Linked DNA regions of Mus musculus: all the other regions are linked to region 3. Evidence: chromatin loops called from intact Hi-C (ENCODE). Cell type or tissue: heart. All regions are shown on one strand.

Region 1 (4,000 bases), 53 kb before region 3:
CTTTGGAAGAGCAGTTAGTGCTCTTGCCCACTGAGCCATCATCTCATCAATCCCATTAATATATCATTTTAATCTCTACTATTTGATAACTTTTTTTTTTGCAACAGGATCACATGTTACCCAGGCTAGCACCCAACTCACTCCATACCTGAGAATGACTTTGCATTTCTGAACCTCCACCTCCAGAGTGCTGAGCTTATCGGCATGCGACCCCCAAGCCATTGTATTTGGTGCTGGGCATGGAACCCAGGGCTTCCTGGAGTCTAGAACAACAGAGCTACACCCTAAGCCCATAAAAAGTTGCACAAAGCTTACATTTGCCAGAGAAGACATAACGAGTGCATGTGGAGAGTTTGGAATTTTGAAGTTTTGTTTGGTGGAAACTTCCTTTTTATTGTTTTGAAGAGGTATACCAGAGAATGTTGGGAAACGTGACTGGATTTATTGTTTGGTTTTCTTAATGAAACAGATTTTTAAAAACTTTCAAAAATCTTTCCAATTAGCAACAGATTCCTAAATAATCTATGTTTTCCTCGTCTTGGCACATCAGTTTTTTCCTTTGTCTTCATTCTGCCCGAACTCTAACAACAGATATTCCTGGAAGGTGGGATGCTTCAGAACGGCTCTCTAGTACATGTAGCTCCTGCATCTGACCACACGGCGGCACTGGAGAGCTTTGGGGACTGATGCAAGCCCCAGTCCCAAAGGGCTGGGCACAGTGAAGCATTCCTGCTCCAGCTCTGACTCAGAAGTCTGCTGTGCAAGCTCAGACTTCTAACCTCCAGCACTTTAACCTGCGGCTCCGTGTTCTGCTGAGGCTTCAGCCTTTGACGGCCTGTGCTGACCCCTCCATACTTGTTTAGCTTCCTTTTTCAGTTCTTTTCGAGATAAATACAGGTTTTAAATCTCATTCTGTATAAACTACATAAAGGCTTGCCCTACTATTTAAGGGCACATGGCACTAGAGAGAGGCAGGAAGGACACAAACTAAATCTCTAACTAAAGCTACTCCGAAGAAAAGCTAGCAGCCCACGCGGGACTTCATAGTCGGCGATGAAGACTCACTCAGATGAAGTGGAGAGCCATTGATGGGGCAATTGTCATCAACACACACACACAAATTTACACACTCACGTGCACAAATACACACATACGCAGGCGCGCGATTGCACGTCAGTCAGACACGCATGCGCGCTAAATATTTGGATCCAGGCAAACATAACAAAAGGATAGGACAATATAAGACATTATTCAGCTGTAGCCTTTGCAGAGGAGCGGTCGTATCACAGAGAACATGGTTATGAAAGGGCACTTCATAATTCACCTTATATAATTCTACATTGCAGAAGTACTCTAGAGTAAAACTTTTGTTCAGCTTGTTTTTGTTTTGTTTTGTTTTGTTTTTCACTTTGAAGCAAGGTCTTGCTAGATTACTTTGCTTTTTCTCAAAGTCAAAACCGTCCTGCCTCAGTCCTCCGAGGGCTGGGATCTGGGGTGTGGGCCACCATGGGTGTCCTCCTGGGAGCTTTCTCTTGCTTCTTCTTCTTCTTAACCTGGTAAAGATATCAGAAAATGAGTTTTCATTACTCTAGGATGTGCATTTATGCCATTTAAAGACGTTGTGGACCAGCTGGAGACAGTCTCAGTGACTAAGAGCACTTTCTGGTCATAGAGGACCCCAGTTCAATACCCAGCACCCACAGGGGGCAGCTAGCTCCCAACTGGCTGTAACTCCAGATCCAGAGGATCTGCCCTCTTGTGGTGTCTGTGTCTGCATTAATATGGATGTGCCTGCCGGGCAGTGGTGGCTCACGCCTTTAATCCCAGCACGTGGGAGGCAGAGGCAGGCAGATTTCTGAGTTCGAGGCCAACCTGGTCTACAAAGTGAGTTCCAGGACAGCCAGGGCTATACAGAGAAACCCTGTCTCAAAAAAAAAAAAAAAAAAAAAAAAAAAAAGGACATACGTACACTCAGACATACATACACACACACACAGACATAAATTTATTTTAAAAAAAAAGGCATTAGAAGGCTGGAGCACTGTCATTCTGGCATTCACTTGTATTCCTGGAGGGCTATCAGAGCACAAGGTCAGCTCGGGCCACAGGCATACATGCAGGCAGAATGCCATATACATAATAGATATACCTAAAAAATAAAAAGATAAAATTCAGAAAGAAACAAAAAGAGCTGGGATATAAATCAGGTTACAGAACCCGACTACCATGTTGAAAGCCCCAGGTTCACGCCCACAGCACAGGGGAGGAGGTATCAAATCGCAGCTCTTTGTCTCCAATTGAATTGTATGGAAAAGGAAGAGGGTCATTACACTGGAGGAAGTGAAGTGTTTCCTGGAGGGAAAGGCTTAGGTAAGTCGGCTCTGTTCCTGATGCAGAATTGTAAGCCTGGAATTCCCAGGGACAAGGCTGCCCCGGAGGACATTGATGGAGACAGATGCCTTCTGACAGGGATCCAGAGAACATCAGGGAACATCAGGACGCTTGTCACTACAGACTCAAGGCTGACTGTGTGAACACAGCCCACTGTTAGCTATGTAACCTTGAGAAATGTATTTGCCTTTCTGAAATTCTATTGCTTCATCTGTCATGGGGAGTAGTGGTAGAACGCACCTCGTTGGCTGGCCGGGATAGTTAAGTGACATAAAATGTTCAAAGACCTTAAAACTGGAATTGGTCCATAGGTGTGTTCAGACGATGCAGCCTGCTCCCCAGGTCAGCAGCAAAATGGAATTCTTAACTTTCCTATCTCCAGTTATGTCCATGGACACACCAAAGACCCAGGCTGTGCCACAGAGACAACGCTTCCATGACACTTCAGGCAGTAATGCAAATCAATTTATTGGATCAGAAATAGAATGAGTCTGCATTAAAATATAAGAATTTGAAAATGAGGTGGATAGGGATGGCACACGCCTTTAATCCCAGCACTTGGGAGGCAGAGGCAGGCAGATTTCTGTAGGCCAGCCAAATCTACAGAGTGAGTTGCAGGACAGCCAGGGCTACACAGAGAAACTCTGTCTCGAAAAACCAAAAAAAAAAAAAAAAAAAAAAAAAAAAAAGATTTTGAAAATGATGCATTAGGGGCTGGAGAGATGGCTTAGCAGTTAAGAGTGCTAACTGCTCTTCCAGAGATCCTGAGTTCAATTCCCAGCAACCACATGGTGGCTCACAACCATCTGCAGTGGGATTCGATGATGCCCTCTTCTGGTGTGTCTGAAGACAGCTGCAGTGTACTCATATACATGAAATAAATAAATCTTTAAAAAGAAAGAAAGAAAATGATACATTAGAAATGCCCTTTTCAAGCTAGGTGTCTTAGTCAGGGTTTCTATTCCTGCACAAACATCATGACCAAGAAGCAAGTTGGGGAGGAAAGGGTTTATTCGGCTTACATTTCCATACTGCTGTTGATCACCAAAGGATGCAGGACTGGAACTCAAGCAGGTCAGAAAGCAGGAGCTGACGCAGAGGCCACGGAGGGATGTTCTTTACTGGCTTGCTCAGTCTGCTCTCTTATAGAATCCAAGACTGCCAGCCCAGAGATGTTCCCCACCCACAAGGGGCCCTTCCCCCTTGATCACTAATTGAGAAAATGCCTTACAGTTTTATCTCATGGAGGCATTTCCTCAACTGAAGCTCCTTTCTCTGTGGTAACTACAGCTGTGTCAAGTTGACACAAAACTAGCCAGTACAATTGACCCCTTGTCAACTTGACACACAAACAAATCACTAGTAAGCCTCAACCCTTACATTCTTATTCATCCCCAAGATCTAAACAACTTTAAAAGTCCCACAGTCTTTACATATTCTTAAATTTTCAATCTCTTTAAAATATCCATCTCTTTTAAAATCCAAACTCTTTTTACAATTAAAAGTCTCTTAACTGTGGGCTCCACTAAAACAGTTTCTTCCTTCAAGAGGGAAAATATCAGGGCACAGTCACAATCAAAGCAAAAATCAATCTCCAACTGTCCAATGT
Region 2 (4,000 bases), 67 kb after region 3:
GACGGTGAACTCCACCTGCTTGGCACCATATGGATCTCCCTTTCTGCTGTGGCCTCATGCTTAGAATATTGACTAGCTGGTACATATTAACATTCAGTAAATATTTGCTGAGTGAATGGAAGAATTTGGATCTATACGACTCTTGGGACCAGTGAGGAGTGTTAACTCTGACCTAGTGGGTAGCTGTGGTAAGAAATGAACGCACAACCATGAAAACTGAGAAAGCCATCTTATACTGAGCCATACGTGGTTTTATAGGAATTTCTCATATAGATGAGAGATGCAAGCGAAGCGGAACATGGTTGTGGGGAGTTGAAAGGGAACGTGTTCATTGGGACCTACAGAAACAACCAGTTAAAGGTATTCTTACAAAATGGAAGGTTAGACTATTCTCAGAAGTTTGTCACCGTGAGCTTTGGGGTCATTCACTGACTAAATAGTTAATGAAGAAACAAAGCTGCACTCTTTAGCCTTCTGCAGCTCCGTGTATTGTGGGGATCAGGTGGGGTTGGTTATCGGAGTTGGTCTTGGTTTGTACTACACTGCTATCCTTAGATGCTGGAAAGGTTTTACCATCAGGCTGTCTGTTCACGAATCCTTTACTGATGCTCATCCTCTGTGCAGACAAGACAGCATAGAGCCATACAGACCTGCAGATTCTGGTGTCTTCTTTCTTTCTCTTTCCCATGTTTCAAGTCCCTCTACTGCAGCCAGCGTATGCATCACTGACATTTTGCTTACTTTATTCGCTCAGTAAATTTAATCATCTGCCTTCTTTGTCTGCCTCCCTCCTGTCAGTCGGTTCCCACAGCTAGAACTTGGCTTAGCAGAGTGAGTAGGTTTTTTTTTTCCCTGAGTGTGCAGATGAGTGGGAGGAAGGACCAGCCTCATTCCTTTAGCTCGGCTAAAGGATTTCAGGCATGTTGTGACCCACTAGCCTGAATCAGGGCTTGTATTAAGTCTTGTAAGCATGAGGCTTGGGTTAATCAGCCATGCTCCCAGCCAGTTCTTGGCTTGGCTTTTCACTTGGTAATCTAATCTCTTTTGCTGAAGCTATAACGTGAAGTGGCAGAGGAGGTACCCAGATTAAGATAAATATATCTGATGTTTAGTAATGGAAAATGGTAGTCTCTAATGGTAATTTGCACCTATTTTAAATGACCTTCCAAGCATGCTTGACATTTTAGTATTAGTTAAGAAGTCTCTCGGTCTGTGCAGTGGCTGTCTGATGAGACAGCCATGTTTAATAACCAGGCTGAGTCACAATAGTGTGGCTTTTCAGTTTACTAAAGAATATGCAGCCTTTGGAGACCTGTTCCTTGGCAGTAGGGACGGATAGTACCAGGTGGTTTTAGGGGGAATAGCAGGGAGAGGGCAGAATTGTGGCCTTCACCAAAACTTCAAGTTTGATACTTTATGGAAAAATCTAATTTTCTTAGAAATTGGGATGTTTTTATCTCCAAAACCATATCATTCACTTCAAAACATGTTCTTCTCCTTAGCTCCATGCTGACATATACCATGGTTCTTATAAGTAGCCTTTGATGTATAGACCAACTCTTACAAAAGAACTCTAAATACTTTGGCCCCCCATGTTCTGCCTTTGCATTTAGCAGGTCTGGGTTATAGCGTAGCACAAATGTGAAGGGATGTGTTCATCACACACACTTGGAACATAAGACTGTTGAAGGCCCGGGCCATGCTTTTGAGAGGAGACTTTCTCAGACTGAAAGCTCCATTGTATTTGTTATAATAAGTTTAGTTGAAAATTACCGTTTGCTAGAAAACTGTCAAGGTTATCCCATTTGTAAAATTGTAGTAATTTAAATGTACTTTCTGTGGGCCTGTGCCCTTTTTCTGATAGTATTTGGCTACTTGACAAAGGGCAAGACTATGAACAGTTGCTGAAATCTAAGGGGAAGAAATTGGTTGCCCCTCTCTTTCCTCTTCCTCTCCTTCCTCTCTTTCAACATTTTATTTGAAAGATGATGCTTACGGCAGTAGGAAGAACCCAGCTCTTCGCCCAGGCCCTCAAGGACGGAGCTTTCAGTCATAGGGATGACTCTTCTGGACTTGCTGGGGTCACCTCAGCACACCCTGGATGTGCTTAACTGTCCCAGTGCTTTCTCATGGGTTGGCCTGAAGATCCCAAACCCGGCCCTGACTTGGCTCTGGACTGTGTGGACTGGTGGCGTTGTATTTGTGTGCAGTCATCTCTGAGGTGCAGCAGTGGCAGCTGGTGCACAGCTGGACATGCTGTCCTGGGAACTCTCTGCTCACAACCCTGAGAACGTTTTCAAACAGTGGCCTTCTGCGTCTACTGTTTGTGTTAACTGTTTGGAGAGGCCTAGTTAGTAGCCTAAACATACACCGTCTCTAATTGACTGTTCTACAGCTTTCTTAGTGTTAACGTTCTTGATCTTGACTTGACAGAGAGAGAGAGAGAGAGTTCAGTTTCTGATTTCTAGAGAGTTAGCCTGTAAGTTCAATAGTGAGCCCCGTGGCACCTAATTTGGTTCTTTAGAAGGAACTTCTTTTGTTCTGATTCAGCCCTTGGAAGGCATTTTGGAATCCTGGAAAGTTCTGTATGGCCATTATCATTCATCAGTAAACTATACAGGCAGTTGTTTCACAAGGTCCTCATGGAATTTCTCTGAACTGCACATAACAGAGAGACGTTTATGTTCCCCGGCAGTCAGTGTTTGCATCCAACTCTGAGACAGGAAGAGCTTCTCCGTACTCGGGGAGATTAGAAATATTTTACCACGTAGGAGGCTGCAGCAGAATTCCTTGGCTTGGCCCTGCTGGGAGCATGGCTGCATCCCCATTGTTCGGGCAGCCCCCTCCCCTTCTCCATCTCTTCAGCCAGCATGGACTGTAGGATTCAGAGCAGAACATAGGAATTAATTTTGAGCGTTCCATTCTAAACATCTGCACTTGAGGGTTTTGTTTTAAGGGGAACATGTGGCAGGGGAGGGAGAAGGGCAGCAGAACTCTCAGATGCTAAGTATTTTCTGAAGGCTGGGTGTACGGATGGCTTGTCTTCTTATGCCTGAACAAGAGGTGATGCATCCAGAATTTAGGATTTCCTCAATCATTTGATCTGGCTCCTGCTCCTCAAAGCCATAGTGTCTTGTTTTGATTGATCGATCCCATGATGAAATGATAGCGTGGCAGACTCACTGGATTGGAAATCAGAACCTGGACTTACTTTCTATCCACCTATTATTGAATTAGTTTTCACTTTGCCAGAGTTGAATTATAAGACGGACCAATAAGAGTAGGAAATCTGGTAAGATAGAGGGAGGGCAGGCAGGGGGAAGGAGACGCAGAGGCAGACATGGGAGCCCTCAAGTCTCAATCATTTACAGGCATCATAGTCTCAGTAGCACAGATGATTGCATGCCCTGGCCCCTCCATTCCATTCCTTGTGTAGCTCTCTGGGTGTTCTGCTGCTATGGACACATGAGGGGTCTTTTATGCAAACTTATTTCAGAAGGTGTCTGCCATAGGTCAGGGTGCTAAAACGCACAGAGATGTCAGAAAGGTAGGAAAAGAAGAAACGCAAGGTAATGTGGAAGCCCAGTAGAATCCCAAGCCACCTACTCCCGTGCAGAATCAACTGTTTGCCTTGTTGGAATGTCTTAGATAGTAAGTTTCTGGAATACCATGCATACTATACAACAATCTCATCCTCATGGCTTGCCATATTTTGATTTAGCAGAGACAATGGTTCTTTCAACAGAGCTGTAGAAACTGTTGTGTGTGACCTGCTTGGAAAAGTGCTATGTGGGTACCTTAGGGAGGCCTGTATTTGTGGAGTGTTCTTCTGTGAGTGTAATTACGAAGTAGCCCCTGGGCCAGTTAGGTCCTTGTCTGAATAGGTTCAAACCCTTGGTTCAAGAGTTGTCTTCATAAACTCTGTTACAGTATTGCTTTACGCTTCCTAGAACTTTATAATGGGTCAAGGGTATGCAAGAGCAGATGGGCAGGATTGTCC
Region 3 (4,000 bases):
TCTCCAAAGGGTTACAAGGAGTAAAGAGTTAGAGACCCTTAGCATACCTAATCTCCATCATCTCATCCAATAAGTCAGGTGGATGCATTCCCGAGTAATTCCAGTATTAAAAGCTCTCTGAACAGTATCCTTTACCCATCATAAATAGTCCATTATGCTTGGGCCCTCTTAATTAGGGCTTGTGGCTCTAACACTGACCCTAACGATCATTACCTAGTTATTGTTATATTTCATCATTTCATATGCCCACTACCCCATCTTAAAACTCACATTTATTTATTTATGTGTCATATCATCACACACACACACACACACACACACACACACACACACACACACACACACACACACACGCACACGCGCGCGCGCCCACAAGTCTCATGGTGCAGGTGTGGAAATCAGAATGTGGTTCCTGGAGATTGAACTCAGGTCACCAAGCTTGGTGGCAGGTGCTTTTACCCACTGGGCCATCTTGTAGCTATCAGTATCATTATCTTAAAAAGACTACTGATCCGGAGCTTACACTTTGCTGGTCTGCTTTGCATCTTGGGTTGGGATTAGCACAGTGTGCTGCCAAGCCCGGCTCTCAGCTGGTTCATTTTTACAGCACCCTCCCTTCCCCTGTCTGCTGGTCCTATCAGCACTGCAGGTAGTTCTGATCTGAGACTAAAACGCATGATCTTTTGGCTCGGGCTCTGGGAACTGAGTCATTCTGGCACTGACAATATTCTGTGACTCAGCAGGTCCGAAGAGGAGGATGTCAGAATCCAGATAATTTCGAGTCTTTTAAAGGCAAGCTAGGACACACAAACAACAGAGTGGAAGAATTTCAAAGCAGGTCTGCGTATCCAGGGGAAAATGTCATTCCATTCCCAGCCTTCTCACTTCCTTCCTTGCCCGGTTAAATGACAGTCACATTTTAATTTAGAGCAAGGAAATCACAAAATTGACTCTGAAGCTGAGATCGAGCCCTGTGTTCCACAGGGATCCAGTCCCTTGGACACCTCGGGATCTCTCCCCTCAGCGTGGGCAGGGCTTGCCCCGGGATACAGGAGGCAATGCCCGGGACGGCTGGGGAGGGCGAGGTCACGCAGGCCACCGCACCGTTGCGCTGTGTTCAGGCTCCAGAGTCAGGTAGTGGCTGAGCTATACCGTAAGGACTGACATCTGGTTGGGCCAGGGTCCAAGTCCTCATGAAGTCAAAAACACAGATTCCGGGCCACCTCACCCACCTGCGTCTCCCTTTAAGAACCTCCTCTTAGCCTCATACCCTCCAGGGCAAGATCCTCTAAGGTACAAGACCTGGATGAGGGTTCCCAACCCACCGAAGCCCCTACCCTCCCAGCATGCACTGCCCAGCACCCCACACCCCACGCCCCGCCCTCCTTCCCTCACTCACGCTCCCTCTCCGCCCACCTTGGGCCCCTCCCTCTTACCCCCTCGCCCAGCCCACCTCTAGTCACGCCCATCCAGAAGTCCTCCCACTTGACCCCTTGCCTCTTCCATCTCGCGCCCCCCTCCCTTTTGCTGCCGGTCCCGCCCTCCTCGCACCCCACCCTCCTACTCCACCGCCCCGCCCACCTCGCGCCCGGTCCTCTGGCTCCCGCCCCTCCCATCTCGCTTCTCTGGCCCACCGCCCTCCAGGCCGCCCCCGCCGCCGCCGGGAGTCGCTGGGGAGGACGCGTAGGGCGGGGAGCAGCTCCTGGCCCGCGTGAGCTGCCGAGGAGGCCGGCCTTGGGTTTTCTCCACCGCCAGATCCCACCCCGCCGGGCAGACCCCACCCCCTTCTCCTTCCTCCTGGGGCGCGCTCTCGAGTGCGCGCTCGGAAGTCGGGGGTCGGCGCACAGTGCAGGCTGCGCACCGGGAGGTAGCGGAGGCAGCGCGATCTTGGCTCGGACGCCCACCCATCGGCTCTGCGTCCGGCTCTCGGCCTCCAGCCCGGTCCACAGCCCGGCCTCGGCCCGCAGCGGAGGATCGGCCTCGGGATACGCCGCTAGGCGAGTGCAGCGCGGCACCCCAGCCTTTGCCGAGGGCCCGCGCGCAGCGGGATGACGGGCGGCGGGCGGGCCGCGCTGGCCCTGCAGCCCCGGGGGCGGCTGTGGCCGCTGTTGGCTGTGCTGGCGGCTGTGGCGGGCTGTGTCCGGGCGGCCATGGACGAGTGCGCGGATGAGGGCGGGCGGCCGCAGCGCTGCATGCCGGAGTTTGTTAATGCCGCCTTCAATGTGACCGTGGTGGCTACCAACACGTGTGGGACTCCGCCCGAGGAGTACTGCGTGCAGACTGGGGTGACCGGAGTCACTAAGTCCTGTCACCTGTGCGACGCCGGCCAGCAGCACCTGCAACACGGGGCAGCCTTCCTGACCGACTACAACAACCAGGCCGACACCACCTGGTGGCAAAGCCAGACTATGCTGGCCGGGGTGCAGTACCCCAACTCCATCAACCTCACGCTGCACCTGGGTAAGCGATGACAGCCCCGTCCCCACTACTCGCTCACGGTCCAGCTCCGGGGCCGCATCCATGGAGCCGCTGGTCCGGCCTGAGGGGCCTGTCCAGCCGCGTGCTGACGGTCTGTTCTCCAGCGTGGGCCACACACAGAAATTCCTTTCTCCAACTTCTAAAATTCATCTCGCTTTGAACATCCGGTGAGGGCCACCATGTCCCACGCTAGCATCTCTCTCTTTTTTTCTTACTCTTTCTAGTCCAACCGGATTCTCGTTCCGTTGATTCTTTTCTATTTCAGCAGTTAGGATTTTGGACCAACACCCCCCCACCCCCTTTTGCACCCTGAGGCGCTAATGAAACACTCATCCTGGCAGGACAGGACTATCACATAGCATGCTTACATTAGAGTCTTGAAGGTCCACTTTCAAACACTTGTCTTTAAAATGTTTGTCTGTCTCCAGGGTTGAGAATGATTGCTCTTAGTTTTGATAGGGGAATTTGAGGGGAGCAAATGCCTTTGCCGCCGGTATTTCTATGTGTAATTAAAGTGGAAGTTCACTTTTAAAGTTACTGTTCTTCAGAGCTGTTCAGCCTTAATTAGGAGCTGTTTCACTGCTAATCCTAGTTGGGAGAAAACAGAAAGGTAATGAAGACACTCTCTGTAATTGAGGGCAGTTTTGTTCCGGTGTAAAAAGCTCCAAGGCTCTCCTGGATAGTCTTCCCTTTTGCTTTGATCCGAAGCAAGTGTGGAGACAAGCATGCTTTAGAATCCAGGAGAGGGCTGAAGTAGGAGACTTCATGGCAGAGCCGTGGATGAGCAAGGCTGTGATTATCTGAACGGATCAAAGTTCCTGCTTCACCTGGAGATGTTTTCTTTACTTTTGAGACAGACAAGAGAGCAGAAAAATTTTCATTGCTGTGTTCAGTTGTGCAACATTAAGTGTGAAAAACTGATTGTTGCCCTGGGATATTTGAGAGGGATATTTTGTAGGCAGATAGTCCCCTGATCGTGGTTTCAGGGTTTTCTTTCCACTGCTCTTCATTATATTATATTATATTATATTATATTATATTATATTATATTATATTATATTATCAGGGAATTTTCTTCAGAGAAAGACTATGACTTAGAGAAAGTGCCTTGAAAGTGTAAATGACTGTGTGTGGAGGAAGTTTTAGGAGAGCAGTGTTACTGCCTCTGTAGTAGATGCTGCCTTTTTCTTTGTAGACGAGTCACCAGGCAGATGGAACTTTTTGAAAACAAGCTCATAAATGAAAATGTGAGGCATCCGATTTTCAGTAATTAAGAGTGAGTTCGGTTTTGAAAAGGACTGGAACGACATAGAAGTGTAAAAGTGATGCTTTGGAGAGATGCCTTTCTCCAGACGGCACTCCGCTTCCCAAGATCTCTGGGAGTCCTTTGAAGTAGCTTCAGAGTTTTTAAGTTCTATAACTTATGTCCAGTTATTTTTAACTTTTTTTTTATGTTTTACTTTTTTTTTGTACTCAATTCTGAATCCCCTTGAAGTCTTGCTTAATCCGTTTTCAGATTTAA
Region 4 (4,000 bases), 210 kb after region 3:
AACAAAAGGGAATCATTTCTAAAGACTTAGGATTCTCTTCATAGAAAGTTCCTCTATACCTACTGCAACCACACCCCAACTCTGCAACCACACCCAACTCTCTGTGACTACACCCCAACTCTGCTCTTTGGCTTCAGGCTTGGACTTAAATCTTCAGTCTTTAAAGAGAGTCACCTGTTCTTTGTCTACTTTGGATGTTGATATCCTTGCAGTGGTGGGGACCTAGGGCAAGCTGACAGCTCCCTCAGTGGCTCCTTTGAGATTTTTTTCTCTTGGGAAAGAAAGGCTAATCCCAGCTGCAGCATCTCACCCCTAGCTAGTAATCGGTCCCTTTCAGGAATTTTTCCTCAGAACACCAGGCACTCTCATTCAGTTGTCTCTGTGGCAATTTTTTTTTTCTTTTCTCTTCTTTTTTTCTTCATTCTAGAGTTTGATCTGCAGGTTGAAGACAGAAAAGCAGAGGCTGAAGAGGCCATGAAGAGACTCTCCTCTATTAGCCAGAAGGTTGCAGATGCCAGTGACAAGACCCAGCAAGCAGAAACGGCCCTGGGGAGCGCCACTGCCGACACCCAACGGGCAAAGAACGCAGCTAGGGAGGCCCTGGAGATCAGCAGCGAGATAGAGCAGGTAAAGAGAAATGGATATACGGGCTGCCCCAGGCAGTGCCCAACACAGCCCTGTTCCAGAGAGAGAGTGTTTCAGCTCAGTTCAGCCCCTATGGCTCAGAGTCCTGGAGAGGGCACAGCAGCCCTGCTCTACACGCCCACCCTTCTGCTGGATGGATTCTATCACTGGCTAGCAGCTATTACACCATATTCCATGTTCCTTTGAACAGCACTGTGGAGAACACCCAGAGTTGTTTACTATGAAGATTTCTAAGGCTGCTATCAGAAAATACTTAGAAAAATAGAAGTGACTTTTGCACCGTTCGGAAGGTTAGGATGAGAAACTAGTCGCCCAGGGCTCCACTTCTCCTGACAGCTCCAGGGAGAATTCTTCCTTTCCTCTTGCCAGCTGCAGAGGAGGCCAGGCAATCCTGGTCTTCCTTGGTGCATAGCTTTATCCGTCCACTCCCTGCTTGTGTGATCCCCAGAGTCCTCTATCATCTCTTCTTTTCTCTATCCTCCTTCCTCCTTCTTCTTTCCCCTTCTCTTCTTCTTCTCCCCATCTTCCTCTCCTTCTCCTTCATCTTCTTCAAGATATGATCTCACTATGTAGCCCAGGCTGGCCACTATATTCATATCTCAGTCTTATCTTATAAGAAGATATCAGTCTCACTGAATTAAGGGTCCAGTGTAACTTCACTGTAGCTAATTACATCTGCAACTGTCAGTTTTCAAATAAGGCCATCTTCTGAGTTGAGAGAAGCGTGTAAGCAAAGACTCCATCCACCATGTCTTTGTTCGTGCTGGTAAGCTCTCTCCCTCTGAGAAACATCCCTAGCCCTTAGGACTTCACCATGAGTTTTAGGACGTAAATTTAACTTGTAACAATTGACATCAGCGTTTTGATTCTGGATATGAAATCCCCGTGCTCTACAGCCTTCTATATCCTTTGTCTCAGCTGGGCCTATTTTAGTCTGTCCGGCACTGTGAATGCTTGGTGCTAGGGATGGAGATAAGAACTATCTGGTCCCTTGCTTGACGAGCATTCAAGAGATCTGAGATCCAGCTCTGCTATGCCTAGAGCTCCAGCAAAGGAATGCTTCTCGGCTGAAAGTGACCTCCTTCCTGCTTACTTAAGGACTTCTAGGGAGCTGGTGCCACTCCAGGAAGTCAAGAGGTCTTGGGCATCTAGACTATTCGACCTCACTTTTAAGACTGCTTGGTAACCTACAAACTATAATTTCTAATAATTCCCCTTGAGGGCAGTTTCATAAACCTTCCTTTATATGGCATCAAGCATAAAGATACCTGCAACTGTTTAATTGTAGCTTATTGATAAAGGCATTGATGAACTTTTTCCCTGCAAAGACAAAAACCCACCACTACAGTTAACTCCAGGTCTGTATTCCAAGTACAACTGTCTTGGGGAAATCCTTGTAAAGTTGTTCCAAAGACCAGGTGAGTCTTTGGAATAAAGCCCATGAGTGTCAGAGAATGGTGTTTCTTGCCTTCTGGGTTTGCTCAAATGCTTTCCTGATTGCGTTAGAAATTTTCTAGGCACCGAACTGAAAGAGAACCAGTGTTTTCGCACTGACCCTCCTAGTCTCTAGAGAGCTAACCTTGAACTAACTTGCTTGAGGGCCAGCCTGGGGAAGGGTGTGTCCCGAAGTCTGACTCTCTCATTGTCCATCTGACTTGCTCCATCAGAGCCAGGCACAGATGTTTTTTTGGTTTTTTTTTCTCCAATTGTCCTTGGGATGCTTTGAGCCTCACCCTCCCTTTCCTCACGTCCCTGGCTCTTTTTATTCTCCCAGGAGATAGGGAGTCTGAACTTGGAAGCTAATGTGACAGCAGATGGGGCCTTGGCCATGGAGAAGGGACTGGCCACTCTGAAGAGCGAGATGAGAGAGATGGAGGGGGAGCTGGCCAGAAAGGAGCTGGAGTTTGACACGGATAAGGACACGGTGCAGCTGGTGAGTGCAGGCGTCTTTCCATGTGCGCTCTCTTTAGTTGCCAAGACAAAAATAACATCTCAGAACACCTTTGTACTCACTCGTCCTCAGGTGATTACTGAAGCCCAGCAAGCTGATGCCAGAGCCACGAGTGCCGGAGTTACCATCCAAGACACACTCAACACATTGGACGGCATCCTACACCTCATAGGTCTGTAGAGCATCCTCAGCTTTCCAGCCCAGGGTCTGTCCCCAGAGGACTTGACATTCTTAGTCCGGATGCGAGGGGATCTCAACTTTCCCTGAGACCATCTGGAAGTCTGCTTTGTCTCAGGGCCCAGACACTTGGGCCAGGTTGCTTTACATTTTCCGTCTTACCATGTCTAAGATGAGTCACTGAGCACTTGTATCTGGGAGTGAAGGGCTGTGAGTCAGAGCACTGGGTGTGTTCCAGGAAATTCCCAGAAGTCTGGTCAGCTTGAGGGTCCTGGTCTTGAGCCTGAGGGGCCCCCGGGCAGTCTTAAAGAGGAGAGTAACCACATCACTGCACCAGAGAGAAGTTATGGACTGGGGGGCCTAGAGACAAAGAAGGCCATGTGGGAACTATTGGAAGCAGACAGGAGCCAGTTATGAAGCAGAAGCAGTGGGGAGGGAAAGGCTTGAGCAATGGGCTGCCTTGGTCTGAAGGACCATCTGCTAAATCTGATGAGGTTCCTCCCTAAACAAACCTATACCTGTTATGACCAACTGGGAAAAGAGGAGCCTCCTGGATAAGTAACCTGGAGGAAATGTGCAAAGAGGGGGAGATTCATGGATTTTAGGATAGAATAGATTTACTAGCACAGTATGGCAGGGAATCGGGTTTCCCTGTAGTTACTACCCAAAGAAGACTGCTGTTAATTAAAAGTCTAAATCTGGGGGCTGCAGAACTGGCTCATTGTCTAGCAACATGTGTTCTTTCTTCAAGAGAATCCCCTTTACTTTCCCAGTACTCAGGCTGGGCATCTGTAACTCCACTCCAGGGGCATCTGATACCCTCTCTGGCTTCCATGGGCACCTGAACTCATATAGAACATGAACACACACACATGCATGTATATGCACACAGAAATACTTGTTTAAAAAGTTGAAGTCTAAAGTTAATAGTTAATAGGGGGCCCTCAACAACGGAGACTCCAGTGGGTAGGGACTAGGAGCTAGGTCACGTATTCCCATGGCATCCAGGAGAAACCCCAGCTATGCCTCACTGGTTCAGTAGAACAATTGCAATGCCTGACTGCCTCATGGAGGAGTATCACTGACAGGCCAGTATTCTCTGTGCTGTTACATTAATGGGTCTATTTGTGATCCAGGAAGCCCCAGAGAGTAAAATGTCCTCTAAAGATGAAAGATAAGATCTCCCCAGTTAAGATTTTAGCAGCATGGGATAGCATTCTAAAGAAC
Region 5 (4,000 bases), 230 kb after region 3:
TTGTAGAACCTGCAGAGACCATCACAGAAAGTCACAACTAAGCCAGGCAGTGGTAGCACACGTCATTAATCCCAGTACTTGAGAGACAGAAGCAGGTGGATCTGAGTTGAGGACAGCCTGGTCTACTAGGTGAGTTCCAGGACAGCTAGGGCTACATAAAGAAATCCTATTTTGAAGAAGAAAGTAGAGAAAAGAACAGAAGAGAGAAGAACAGAAGAGAAAGGAAAGGAAAGGAGAGGGTAGGGGAGGGGAGGGGAGGGGAGAGGGGAGGGGAGAGGGGAGGGGAGGGGAGGGGAGAGGGGAGGGGAGAGGGGAGGGGAGAGGGGAGGGGAGAAGGAAGGGGAGGGGAGGGGAGAGGGGAGGGGAGAGGGGAGGGGAGGGGAGGGAAGGGAAAAGAAAGCCTCAACTGGCCAGGCTGCACAGAGGGACTTACTATGGCATGCCCAACCCCAATCCATACATCTATACAACCCCTACACCCAAGGCTCAGGTAACATCTAGGAAGAGGGGTGGAAGATTCTAAGAGTTTGTGTCTTATGTAGGACAGAAAAGCAGCACTCTTGAAATCTCAACAATACGGCTGCCTAAACAAGACTTGAATAAGCCGGGCGTGGTGGCGAACGCCTTTAATCCCAGCACTCGGGAGGCAGAGGCAGGCGGATTTCTGAGTTCGAGGCCAGCCTGGTCTACAAAGTGAGCTCCAGGACAGCCAGGGCTATACAGAGAAACCCTGTCTCAAAAAACCAAAAAAAAAAAAAAAAAAAAAAAAAGACTTGAATAATGGCAACATCAGTTGACACGTAGTGTGGATAAGGAAATCCCAAGGGTCCCCATCTCTGGATGACAAGCAGCAGGCAATTAATGACTGCCATGAGGTGACGCAATCTTCCCTTGGGACAAATGCCCTAATTGGTTATTTAACACCATGTGGTCAGTACTAAATGCACTCAGCAGGCTATAACATATGTATGTATACATGTGACAAAAACCAAAGAGAAATGAATACATCATTTAAAATAATTTTAAAATGCAAACTGAGAGGCTTAACAAAAGATTATTTTTGACTGTATTGAAGGATATGGGCAAGTTAATGCTCAGTGACTCATATCTTGTAGTGACTAACACTTTATGAGCAACTGGCAAAAGCAGCCAAGTAAAACAAGTGAAGCCCAGATTATAATGATGGTGCCTTTCATCCAAACATTCAGGTGTTCTAACCAGAGGGCTCAACTTCATTAGCAATAAGATCCTTCAAGATGCACTGAAGGCCTGGAAGGCTCTCCTGGTACGATCCAGCGTGATCCCGCTACATCAGAGCTCAGAACCCTCCTTACTTTCTTCTCGTCGTACAGCACATCAGCGGCTCCAGCCTCCTTCTGCGTCCTTTGCAGATGGCAGCCAGGGATGCATGGGGGCCACCCGTAAGCATCTACCAAGGGCTCGGCCATGTGCCAGGAACTCTTCTCGGGGCTTCATTATCACATCTCATCCTTACAACGGTCTTCCGAGATGCGTGTCTCAGTTCCAGGAATCTGTCCTATCTATGCGATCACAGCTTAGTGATGGAATCTGATCCCTCTTGGGCCGCTCACTCTTGAAGACTCTTTTTGTTGCTTCACACTTCTTCTAGATCCATCGATAGACTCATATTTTAGAGACTTGAAACTTCCTCAGTTTAAAAATATCACAGCTCCAGCCAGGCATGATGGTGCGCCTTTAATCCCAGCACTTGGGAGGCAGAGGCAGGCAGATCTTTGTGAGTTTGAGGCCAGCCTGGTCTACAGAGAGAGTTCCAGGACAGCCAGGGCACAGAAAAACCTTGTCTCATAAAAACAAAACAAAACAAACAAAACAAAACAAAACAAAACAAAACAAAACAAAACAAAACAAAACACCACAAGTTGAAACAGACTTTATGGTATGTGATGGTGTATACCTATAATCCCAGAACTCAGGGACTGAGGCAGGAAAATCATGGGTTTGAGGCCAACTTGGGGTACATAGCAAGATCCTATCTTTTTAAAAAATGGAAGAAAAAAACCCCAAAAAACCCAAGACACAAAGGAAGGAAAACACCCACCACTTTGCTCTTAAAAAATAAAATAAAATAAATTCAATACTCTTACCAGATATCCTCAGATCCTTGCTCTCTACCGCCCCCTAGAGCATACAGCTGTAAGCACTGCTGGGAGGGTAAAGAAAGGGGAGAGAGCCCTATAAATCCCCGTCTGTGAGAATGTCTAAACCACTCTCCAGCAGAGCATCCTCTGTACTGCTCTGGCTTCTGCCCCCGTCAGGAGGAAAGGCTGGTCCAGAACTAGTGTGATCAACCTGGCTAGTCAGGCAGCCAGGAGTGCACTTCCAGGATGGCCCTCAACGCAAACAAACGAAAGCTCCTTCAATGGGGCTTCCCAGAGGAAACCAACCCCAACCCCACGGTGCTGCCAGCTTGACTGGGAGTGTGGGAAGGAAGGCCCAGAGTTCCGGCCTCGTGTCAAAAGCCTGAAAATCAACAGCACCTTTTACACGAGATCCCTGAGCAGAAATCAGTCCCCAAATTTCGAATCACTGGGACTGGGGGTCCTTCTCTTGTGGATAATTCAGCTTGGGTTTTAGCAATGTGGGGATCTAATCCCCCGCGGCTGGAAGAGTCGCGCAGGCTTCCTGCTTCCGGGCTGGAGTTAAGCAGTTTGATAAAAAGTCATCTGAGCCTGAATAACCACGTTTGCCTTTGCTCCATTTATCTGGGGGCCCTGGGATTTCTTCTGGAGTGGTTAATGCCCCCGGCTCTTCCTCTGTTTATTTTCTTTGGTTATGTTCCCATAGCTGATGGATGTAGGAAGCCGCTTAGTCCATAACTGGCTGGTTAGAGGCATGTAGGGCACAACCAATGAAAAGAATGTGAGACTTTGAGAAGTTCAGGAAGAAAAGAGTGTCTCTATTGGCGGACTTCTGGTGTCTGAAATCACCTTTAGGTATTTAATCCTTCCAGGTAAACATTAACTCTTGCTTGTTTAAAATGCTGAGACCCTGAGAATGGCCCAGACAGGCAATCATTACACTCAGTGATTTCGGCACACTCCATCAAAAGCCAGCGCCTTTCCAAATGAAGAGAACCAACTCACTTATCAGCCATCTCCTCTCTCAGGCTTGTGCCCGCTACTGGGTCTTTCCTAGCCTCCTCCCTACATGAAAACCTCTTTGCTTTGTGACGGCTTAACCTGGACCAGGCCGAGAGTCAATGCCCAGCTTGTGCCTTCACTGAGCCTGCTTTGAGGGATGTCTGTCATTCCTCCGCAGGTCCATGTTAACTGGACAAAGGATCTGAAGAATTACGTGAGACCCTGTTCCACCATTCAACAGCTGTACTATCTAGAACAAGCCTCAACTTGCTTAAGCCCCCCTTTTGTATATATTATTAAATTGTTATGTTTATTTAGTCCGGGGGGGGGGGGCGGGAGCACAAGCACACATATGTGGTTATGTGTGTGTATACATGTTATGTTGTGTATGTGGAAGTTCTCTCCTTGTCCCACGTGAGTTGAGGATTGAACTCAGGCCGTTAGTCTTGACAGTAAGTGCCTTTACCCACTGAGCCACCTTGCCAGTCCTCTTTCCATGTTTTTAAGATGGGAATAGAGATCCCATCTCATAGGGGTTAAATCGGATAATCTGTGAGATACAGCCAAATATGATTCATTAATTGTCTGGCTTTCCCAATAGGAAGCAAGAGGACTAGCCAAATATTTTGTTTCTATCTGTTCTCCTAGCTGTAGACTCGGAATTGCTGTCACACAGAAGGTGCTCAGTAAATATTTCAAAATGAAAGAATGAGCTCAGGCTGGGGAGGCACCTTTTAATCTTAGCTGCTCACAAGGCTGAGGCAGGAGGATCATTAGTTAAGAAAAATTAGGAAGACTCTCTCTTTAAAATTAAAAACACAGTCTGGGAAGCCAGCTCAGCCGGTAAAAGTGCTTGTCACACAGCCTGAGTTTGATCC
Region 6 (4,000 bases), 50 kb after region 3:
CAGCTGGGGTGAATACGGGGTGCTATGTTTATCAGAACACAGTGAAGACTCACGGTTAGCTCAAGAGATACCCTGTAATCAATCATAGGTATAAATTGGTATCTTATTGTTTTATAAATGTATCCCACAGGTTAAAAAGCCTGAGCATCTTTTGTTTGATGACTGTAAATATTTCTAGTTCTTTTTAGACTCTTTGGAGGGTTTGAGGCAGTCCCGTCTGTAGCTGAGGCTGACCTTGAACCTTCAACATTGCTCATACCTCAGCCTCCCAAGGGCTGGGATTATGGGCACCAGCCACCACCCTCAGCTCAACTCCTGTTTTCTCAGTTTGTTTTTCTGCACTGGCTAGATCTTCAGGGTAACAACAAAACGTTATGTCAGTGTGGCATCATAGCACACACCTTAAATCCCAGTGCTCAGGAGGCTGAGGTAGGCAGCTCTCTGTGAAAGGCCAGTCTAGGAACTACAGAGTGCATTCTAGGATAGCCTGTGCTACATAGACCCTATCTCAAAAAACAAAACAAACAAACAAAAAATTAGGTGTCCTTAACATTTTTTCACTTTAAAGGGACCTTTTGTTAGATTTAGGGAGTTTTCTTTGAAATCTTTGCTTTAATAAAGTAGGGCTTTTATTATTAAGTAATATTGATAAAAAGTCCTTTTCTGAATCTACTGAACTGATTATATACTTTAATTTATAAAGACAAATGCCATGTTTTCAAAGAGTGTAAACCAACCATCCATTTCTAGAGTTAGGCCAGCTTCAGCATGTGTTATCTTTTTACATGTTCCCAGAGAGAACTCGGCTCTGTTTCTGATTATATTCAACTAGATTCCTGAGAACAATCATTCTGAGGGGGACGTGATCTCAAAGAGCTAACAAAATGGATGGGAATTTCTGGATATCAAACTCCCAAAAGGCGGGAGCCACAAAAATAAGCCCTGGCACATTTTCCAATTTGAAAAACATTTTCTTAACTACAAAAAGTTTTGACAACCCCATAGAGCAAAGGGTTTGAAATCCAGAGTTCAAGGCTTTTCCCAGGTAGGCATCGTGGTAAAGAGGACAGAAACACACCATCTTTGCTTCATGTGTACAGCCTAGGACAGTCAAGTCGTCACCTTGGATTAAGGTTGAGCCAGTCTGGTTTTACTCCCAGTTCATGGTATAAAGAATTGAACATTAAAAAAAAAAGAAGAATTGAACATTTCTTTGGAAGAGTATATTAGGTCTCAGATAATATATGCGTGTGTGGGGGTTGTGTTTTAACTCAGTGTCAAACACATAAGGAAAGTGGGTTTGTAAGAGAAAATGGAAAATGACATAAAACCAGCAGAACAATAGGCAAAAAGAGGAAGACTCACATTTCAAGTATAAAAATTATTAGACATTTTCTGTAAACATAGCTTTGTTTACTATGTATAAAGAAAGAATCAATGCACATAAAATAAAAGTGAATGAATTATTTTTTAAAAAAAAGAAAGAAAAATTATGAAAGTTGCTTGTGGAATGGAAAGCAACCAAAGAATTACATACATTAGAATAAACAAGCATACATTCCCCAAACTGAAAATTAACTACTACCGCGTTTAATTTGCAAGGTTTTAATTTTTTTTCTATTCACAAGCTACGTTGGCCTGTAATTTTCTTATACTTCTATCCTTATCTGATTTGGGTCAAAGTTGTGTTGGCGTTACTTAGAGTGTTGGAAAGGACTCTTTGTTTTCCTATTTTAATGAGAAATTTAATTAAAATTAGTTGTGTAGTTATTAAAACCAGACACACGTAGTATGAGTCATATGTACTGCTGAATATTCCTGAGTGTACACACAGCTCTGTTGCTCATATGGCATTGTTGCTGTAGCTCTGAAGGCAGGAAGTCCAACACTTCGTATTTATTTATTTATTTTTGGTTTTTCGAGACAGGATTTCTCTGTGTAGCCCTGGCTGTCCTGGAACTAACTCAGTAAACCAGGCTGGCCTCGAACTCAGAAATCCACCTGCCTCTGCCTCCCAAGTGTTGGGATTAAAGGCGTGCGCCACCATGCCCGGCTAGTACAACACTTCTTAGGCTCTGAAGTTCCATCATCCTGTAGTTTAGGAAAGGCTGGAGTATTCCCAGTCTGTAATGACATTTGTGTGTGGGAAGCAGGCAGTTTTGTTTTCTACAGAGCACACCCTTAACGTCATCGTGCAGCCTGTCGTCCATGTGGGGCTCACCGATAGATGACAGGATGAGGAGAGAGAGCCACAAGGTGTGGTTTGCTCAAACTCCCTCAGTCTTAAGTGGGGATGTCAGGCAAGAAGACTGTGGTCCACAGGGACCTGGAGAGGAGGAGGGATGCTTTCTGTATGAATGCAGTCGAACAGAAATCCTGAGCCTGAGTCATGGCTTTCCTCAAGGAGAGTACCAGCTGTTATACAACCCCCTTTGTTTGGACCATTGTCCATCTTTAAGAGGAGACAGTATGTCCAGTCCTTGTTTTATCAAACCCTGCATCAAAACAGTCAGTCATTTATTTGCCTTCCATGTTCCTCAACCATCTCCCACAGTTTATCATGTGGGTGTGTTTCCCAGTGATATGGGCTCAGTCATTAGTATGGAGGCTTTGTTAAAATTGTACAGAAAATAACATTTGCAAAATTACTTGTGTAAAAAAAAAAAAGTTCCTTTCTCACACCTGTTAGCTTATGTGTCCTTACAGTGGAATTCCTGATAGAAGAAAGTTCAGGGGTGAAGGACATTTTCTGGCTTGTGGTTCATAGGGTCTTTGTGCAGCGTCATGGAAGACACGCTGAGGGTATGTGGGGGGTGGGGGTGGGGTAGGGTTAGAGTTGGTGGCAGCAGCAGCAGAATTGGGACCAGAACCCAGCAGCTGGGTGTAATCTTCAAAGGTTCACCTAGTGATCTACCTCTGTAAGCTGCACCCCACCTCTTTAAGGCCCCACAGCCTCCTAAAATATTACCACCCACTGGGGAACAAGTATTCAGAACATGAGCCCATGGGGACATCACAGGTTCACCCATGACAGTATCCCAGCATGTCCATGTTACCGTTACTACCTCACCTTAACTATTTAAACAGAAAACTAGTTCTCACTATTGAAACAGAAAACTAGTTCTCGTCTATGTCCCACAAGGTAAGGAAGGGTATGGTGGTTTTAGTTGTTACCAGGTAACTAGCTATCTTTTCATCATGACCTTTAAAGTCAAGGCAGTGCTTTGAGGGAAAGAACCATTGTAATTAAAAATGTCTGTACCTGGTGTTATTAAGACACACTAGGGGAGCAGGGTGGCTTGCTGTTGTCTAGAGCAGAAGAAAGGACTTTAACAATGAAAACAAGCTCAAACCTAATTAGCCCTGCACGTCTCTCATTACTGAAGTCTCGGGAGCATGGATGCTTTTGAAGTATTCGGCAGAATAATTATGCAGTATTTTCCTTCTACACTGGGTTCCGGGGTAGTTGGAGTCCTCTGGACAGAGGAGGCTTAGGTAGGTGTTAGTGCTGACTTCATAAGAAGCCACTTTTGTGTTCCCCACCTCAGTGCCCTGTCCTTCAGTGACGCTGTACTGTGTCTGAAACTGACTAGTTCAGGGCAGTCAAGTTCCCAAGTGTATTTAATTGTAGTATTGTATTTTTTTAAAAAAAAATATTTAAACATTGTGTTATGCTTTTTTGTTTCCTTGTGTGAGTTTGCATCCTTTTTGATGGAATGGTAAATTATAGGTATGATTACAAATTATGAGTTGTTCAGCAAGATTATCCATAGCAAGAAGTGTGTCGTATCTTTTGTTCTTGACTTCTTATAGAACCTGTGAATTTCAGTCTGGCGGTGACATGTTAAGTAAAGAAAGACTGGTTCTTTTTAAAGCTTAAGGTTTGATTTATTTATATTTTATGCGTATGAGTGTTTTGTCTGCAAGTCTGTCTGTGTCACTTGTGTGTCTTGTGCCTGCAGAGGCCATAAGAGGGTGTTGGACCTCTTGGAACTGGAGT
Region 7 (4,000 bases), 110 kb after region 3:
CATGAGGCAGAGAGGATTGCCAGCGCCGTGCAGAAGGTGAGCACTTCCATCTTCTCCAGCTCCTGCTTGCACATCGCACACAGAACTCTCTGGAACCATCCCTGTCTGTTTCTTTTCTTTTCAATGCTAATGAGAATAAGTACAATGACCGAAGAAAGAGAACCAGGAAGAGGACTTTCTACTGTCTGGGTGTTGGATTGAGTTGTGAAGGGGGTGGTTTTTACATCATAGTCCCCGCCCACCAAGGTTCCTGCTCTCTCCCTGCATAAACGTTCTCTAGACCCTCCATAGAGCTGCTGTGGCCAGCACTACAGAGGCTGTCTTCACTCACGCTAAAGAGGCATTTCTTCACCGGGTGTGGTGGCGCACGCCTTTGATCCCAGCACTTGGGAGGCAGAGGTAGCCTGGTCTACAAAGTGAGTTCTAGGACAGCCAGAGCTATAAAAGAGGCATTTCTTCAGGCCGGCTTTTTTATGTTACCGAAAGATTAGAGCTTGTTTTAAAATTAAGTGTTTTGAGAATCACAGACCATTTTAATTTCTTTGAAAGGGTCAGTTTTAAATAGATTCTGTCTCATGAGATGCTCATATTTCAGGATGTAGTCTTTGGTAGATGATGCTAAGCTCACAAGAACAGTCAAGTGTGGTAACTGCATTGCAGTGGAAAGGGTTCACAGTTACAGTTTTATTTGTTGTCTGTGTGTGACCTCAGCTAAACATGGTTATACTAGGACAGGGAATTCTCAACAGTAAAGAAGAGGGCACAATGAAAAAACTGTATAAAATGCTGTTGTGTTTGACAGTGATTTTTTTTTTCTTTTAATGAGAACCTAATGAATAACGAGTTGAGCAGTGATAGTAACTGTCATTGTGACATTCTTTCTGGACTGCACCCTGAGCCATTCTACAGATTACAAAAGGGAGTACGCATGTGCACTAGAACAGGGAGGGTTGCTCTAGGAGCTTTGGCTTGCCTCTGCCGACCGTTGCTTCTCCTGTACCCAGAATGCCACCAGTACCAAGGCGGACGCAGAAAGAACCTTCGGGGAAGTTACAGATCTGGATAATGAGGTGAATGGTATGCTGAGGCAGCTGGAGGAGGCAGAGAATGAGCTGAAGAAGAAGCAAGATGATGCCGACCAGGACATGATGATGGCAGGGATGGTAAGAGGCAGAGGTCAGGGGTGCTCACTGGGAAGGACCCCACCCCCACCCGATGCCCAATTCCTGTGAGTTTCCGTTTGTATTGCATTTTCTTCCTCAAGAATTGGGTCAGTAGCTTGCGTAGAAGACAAAGAATTTGACTCCTTTGCCAGGTATTGATGTTGCACAATTGCCCCCATACCAAAGCACAGCTGCAGTCCCAGAACACTTAAAACAAAACAGAACAGAACAGAATGCAATTGTGGGTATGTGATGTTTTTTAACGTAGTTTGAATGGATAATTCCTACACGGGATAAAATAACTTAGAAAAGGAGATTGCAATGAAAAGCTCATTTCATTCCCAGTTTTCCCAGCTGCTCGCTCACTAGAGGCAGAAGCCAGTTTGTTATATAAGACATTGGTGAGGCACTCTGTAGCACTGCACGGAAGCCTGTGGTAACGTGCACGTCTCACGCCACGTGGAAGAGTTAATCTGTGACTCTACGGGGCAGTGGGGAATGAGGGTCAGCTCTGTTCATTCGGTGCTGTATTTTGCATTCAGAAGAACTTCCTGGGGTGGTAGTGTGACTGTCCCTGTCCTGTTCTGTGTTGCAGTCACAGGGACAGTGTATATCAGCCTGTTTGCTCACACCCTTGCAGTGGCAGGAAGAAGCCCAGTTTTCCCAAGCCCCCAACACAGGGCCTCGAGCTGGGTTTACTTTGGGACAAAGTGCAAGGCCTGTGGGAATGATGCCAGTTCTGTACACAGCTGTACAGGCAGCTGCATTTGGAGGCTTATTTATTTGTTTGTTTTTGTTTGTTTGTTTGTTTGTTTGTTTGTTTGAGACGGGGTGGTTTTACTATGTAGCTTTGACTGACCTGGAGCTCTCTGTGTGCACTATGATGGCTTTGAACTCATAGAAATCCTCCTGTCTCAGCTTCCCAAATGCTGGGATTAAAGGTGTGCACCACCACACCTAGTTAAAGAGCTGAGATTTTAAACTTTGTGTTGGATTGTTCTGTGATTTTTTTTTATGCAAAGCGAGGCTCAAATGAAAAGGACCATGAAGCAATCGTTAGTCTTTCTCTTTTTTCTCTGTACTTCATTTTTAAAATTACTTATTTATTTCATGTGTTTTTGATGCATGCGTGCCATAAGGCACATGTGGAGGTCTCGGGACAACTAGTGGGAGTTGGTTCTTTCCATCCACCATGTGGATGTTAGCATGCGATCTCAGGTCGTCAAGCCTAGTGGTGAGTCCTCTTTCCCAGTCAGCCATCTTGCCAGCCCTGTGGGTGCACTCTGACGGGAGCATTGTATTTAAAGCACTGAAAACAGCGAAGGATACAGATTTGCCAGTTCCAAAAAGGGATCTGGGTTTACTTCAAAGAGGGAAAACTAAGTTTTTCTTTCGTTATTTTTGGTCCATATCTTTTTGAGAGCAGCAAGCCATCCTTCTCTGTACTCTTTTGTAACTCTATCAGTTTTGAAAGGCCACCATTCAGCTAGTTTTACCTGAGTGTAACATTTTCTTCAACCAGACAGGTTGTGATTCTTTCTGGAAGATACCAAAGGCCACAGGTTAAACACAGCCCAGCTCTGTGTCCCAGTCCCAGAAACTCGCAGGAAGCCTGTATGGGCTCCAGCCGTGTGTCCCAGTCCCAGAAACTCGCAGGAAGCCTGTATGGGCTCCGAGAACAGCTGCAATTGGAACTGAATTTAAAATTTTTTTTTCTGTTTTTAAAATTCCCACAATGTTTTGATCCCCAAATGTTTGCTTTGTCCTGACCCCAAAACTAGGAAAAATAATTAGTGACTGGGAGTGCAGAGCCACTCCTTTCTGTCCTGCTTTGGGTTTGTCGGGAGAGCATCTGCTTTCTGATACAGGGATGTTTCCTTTTCCTCCACTGCATCCTGTGACTCACGCTCTGTGTGTTTGTTCAGGTTTCATGGAACGTTCCCAAGTATGTTTACCTTTGGTTGGCTTTGAAAATATCCATTGTTGTGTGTGTATGTGTGTGGGTGTGTGTGTGCGTGTGTGGGTGTGGGTGTTTTTATAAGTTGACAGAGAATTTTCAGAAAAGCCTCGCTTTTATTCTCTCCAAGAATAGAACATCTCTAATAATGAGGGCCCTGAGAATATCCACATTCTAGAATAATAATTCCTACATTCAACTCGAACTTAAAACAAAATAACCTGTTTCTACTTAATCCATTTTATCATGTGTTTGCCCCAAAGTGTTCTCAAGTGAGGGGAAGGGAGAAAATGGGATAGTATTGGTTTTCTGACTGCATACATCATTAGGGGTACCCAGGCACAGTAGTACAGTCCCAGCACTCCGAAGGTTGAGACAGGAGGACCTTGCATTTGAAACCAGCTTAGGTTACATAGTAACTCTGTCTTAAAGAACAAAACAAAACCAAAAAACCAAAACAACAACAAAAAGCATATACTGTACTATGCAGTAGAAATAACATCCTCCACCTGAAGATACCACCCCCAAAAACCCTGCAGTGAGAGCGACTCTGATTCAAGGGAAACACATCTGAAAATAGACCTGCTGGTGCACTGGAGGAAAATATTTAGAGAAGAAGAAAACACAAAGTCCGAAGTATTCATGCTGTTTATCCTCTTCCACTACAGGCTTCGCAGGCTGCTCAGGAGGCTGAGCTCAATGCCAGAAAGGCCAAAAACTCTGTCAGCAGCCTCCTCAGCCAGCTGAACAACCTCTTGGATCAGCTAGGTAAGTAACAGAAGGGTTGCTGCAGCCACCGCTTGCAGGGCTGAGTCCACTGATGCAGAGTCACATTCTCTAAAAGCATCATTAAGGCATTCATATTAATGTTTTGTTTAGC

The links. A loop is a pair of places that touch in the nucleus more often than their neighbours do. Peaks named below come from ENCODE experiments on the same cell type or tissue, not always from the same donor. Only the 100,000 strongest peaks of a DNase experiment are listed, where the experiment ranks them.
Region 1: a loop joins it to region 3, with 4 times the contacts of the local background. A loop is called at or near these places in 14 of 42 quality-filtered maps.
Region 2: a loop joins it to region 3, with 2.1 times the contacts of the local background. A loop is called at or near these places in 12 of 42 quality-filtered maps.
Region 4: a loop joins it to region 3, with 2.0 times the contacts of the local background. A loop is called at or near these places in 2 of 42 quality-filtered maps.
Region 5: it touches region 3 in a loop (2.6-fold over the local background); 3 of 42 quality-filtered maps call a loop at or near these places.
Region 6: it touches region 3 in a loop (2.7-fold over the local background); 8 of 42 quality-filtered maps call a loop at or near these places.
Region 7: a loop joins it to region 3, with 4 times the contacts of the local background. A loop is called at or near these places in 5 of 42 quality-filtered maps.

Annotation. Positions count from the first base shown.
Region 1 is chr1:153,383,584-153,387,583 of GRCm38, reverse strand. The region is part of intron 1 of Gm46246 (a long non-coding RNA gene); the gene reads left to right. Among named protein-coding and RNA genes, the nearest start is that of Gm46246, 11 kb to the left of the region's middle. In heart, a CTCF peak has its summit at 1,755 (motif pointing left); DNase peaks (open chromatin) are centred at 703 and 2,273; H3K27ac peaks cover 490 bases.
Region 2 is chr1:153,263,986-153,267,985 of GRCm38, reverse strand. The region is part of intron 1 of Lamc1 (laminin, gamma 1); the gene reads left to right. Among named protein-coding and RNA genes, the nearest start is that of Lamc1, 67 kb to the left of the region's middle. In heart, no CTCF peak of the experiment used is centred here; a DNase peak (open chromatin) is centred at 2,195; H3K27ac peaks cover 3,590 bases.
Region 3 is chr1:153,330,588-153,334,587 of GRCm38, reverse strand. Lamc1 (laminin, gamma 1) reads left to right here and starts at 1,802. Exons shown (of 28, transcript NM_010683.2): 1 at 1,802-2,460. The coding sequence starts at 2,049. In heart, a CTCF peak has its summit at 2,403 (motif pointing left); DNase peaks (open chromatin) are centred at 687 and 1,617; H3K4me3 peaks cover 3,502 bases; H3K27ac peaks cover 2,677 bases.
Region 4 is chr1:153,125,584-153,129,583 of GRCm38, reverse strand. It overlaps Lamc2 (laminin, gamma 2), which reads left to right. Exons shown (of 24, transcript NM_008485.3): 21 at 428-627; 22 at 2,420-2,578; 23 at 2,669-2,768. Among named protein-coding and RNA genes, the nearest start is that of Lamc2, 59 kb to the left of the region's middle. In heart, no CTCF peak of the experiment used is centred here; DNase peaks (open chromatin) are centred at 2,393 and 2,883; H3K27ac peaks cover 1,714 bases.
Region 5 is chr1:153,099,889-153,103,888 of GRCm38, reverse strand. All of the region lies in intron 8 of Nmnat2 (nicotinamide nucleotide adenylyltransferase 2), which reads right to left. Among named protein-coding and RNA genes, the nearest start is that of Lamc2, 85 kb to the left of the region's middle. In heart, a CTCF peak has its summit at 2,162 (motif pointing left); DNase peaks (open chromatin) are centred at 848, 1,398, 2,348 and 2,728; H3K4me3 peaks cover 275 bases; H3K27ac peaks cover 1,808 bases.
Region 6 is chr1:153,281,032-153,285,031 of GRCm38, reverse strand. The region is part of intron 1 of Lamc1 (laminin, gamma 1); the gene reads left to right. Among named protein-coding and RNA genes, the nearest start is that of Lamc1, 50 kb to the left of the region's middle. In heart, no CTCF peak of the experiment used is centred here; a DNase peak (open chromatin) is centred at 2,211; H3K27ac peaks cover 2,192 bases.
Region 7 is chr1:153,223,547-153,227,546 of GRCm38, reverse strand. Lamc1 (laminin, gamma 1) reads left to right here. Exons shown (of 28, transcript NM_010683.2): 25 at 1-36; 26 at 1,005-1,163; 27 at 3,789-3,888. Among named protein-coding and RNA genes, the nearest start is that of Lamc2, 39 kb to the right of the region's middle. In heart, no CTCF peak of the experiment used is centred here; DNase peaks (open chromatin) are centred at 1,556 and 2,946; H3K27ac peaks cover 885 bases.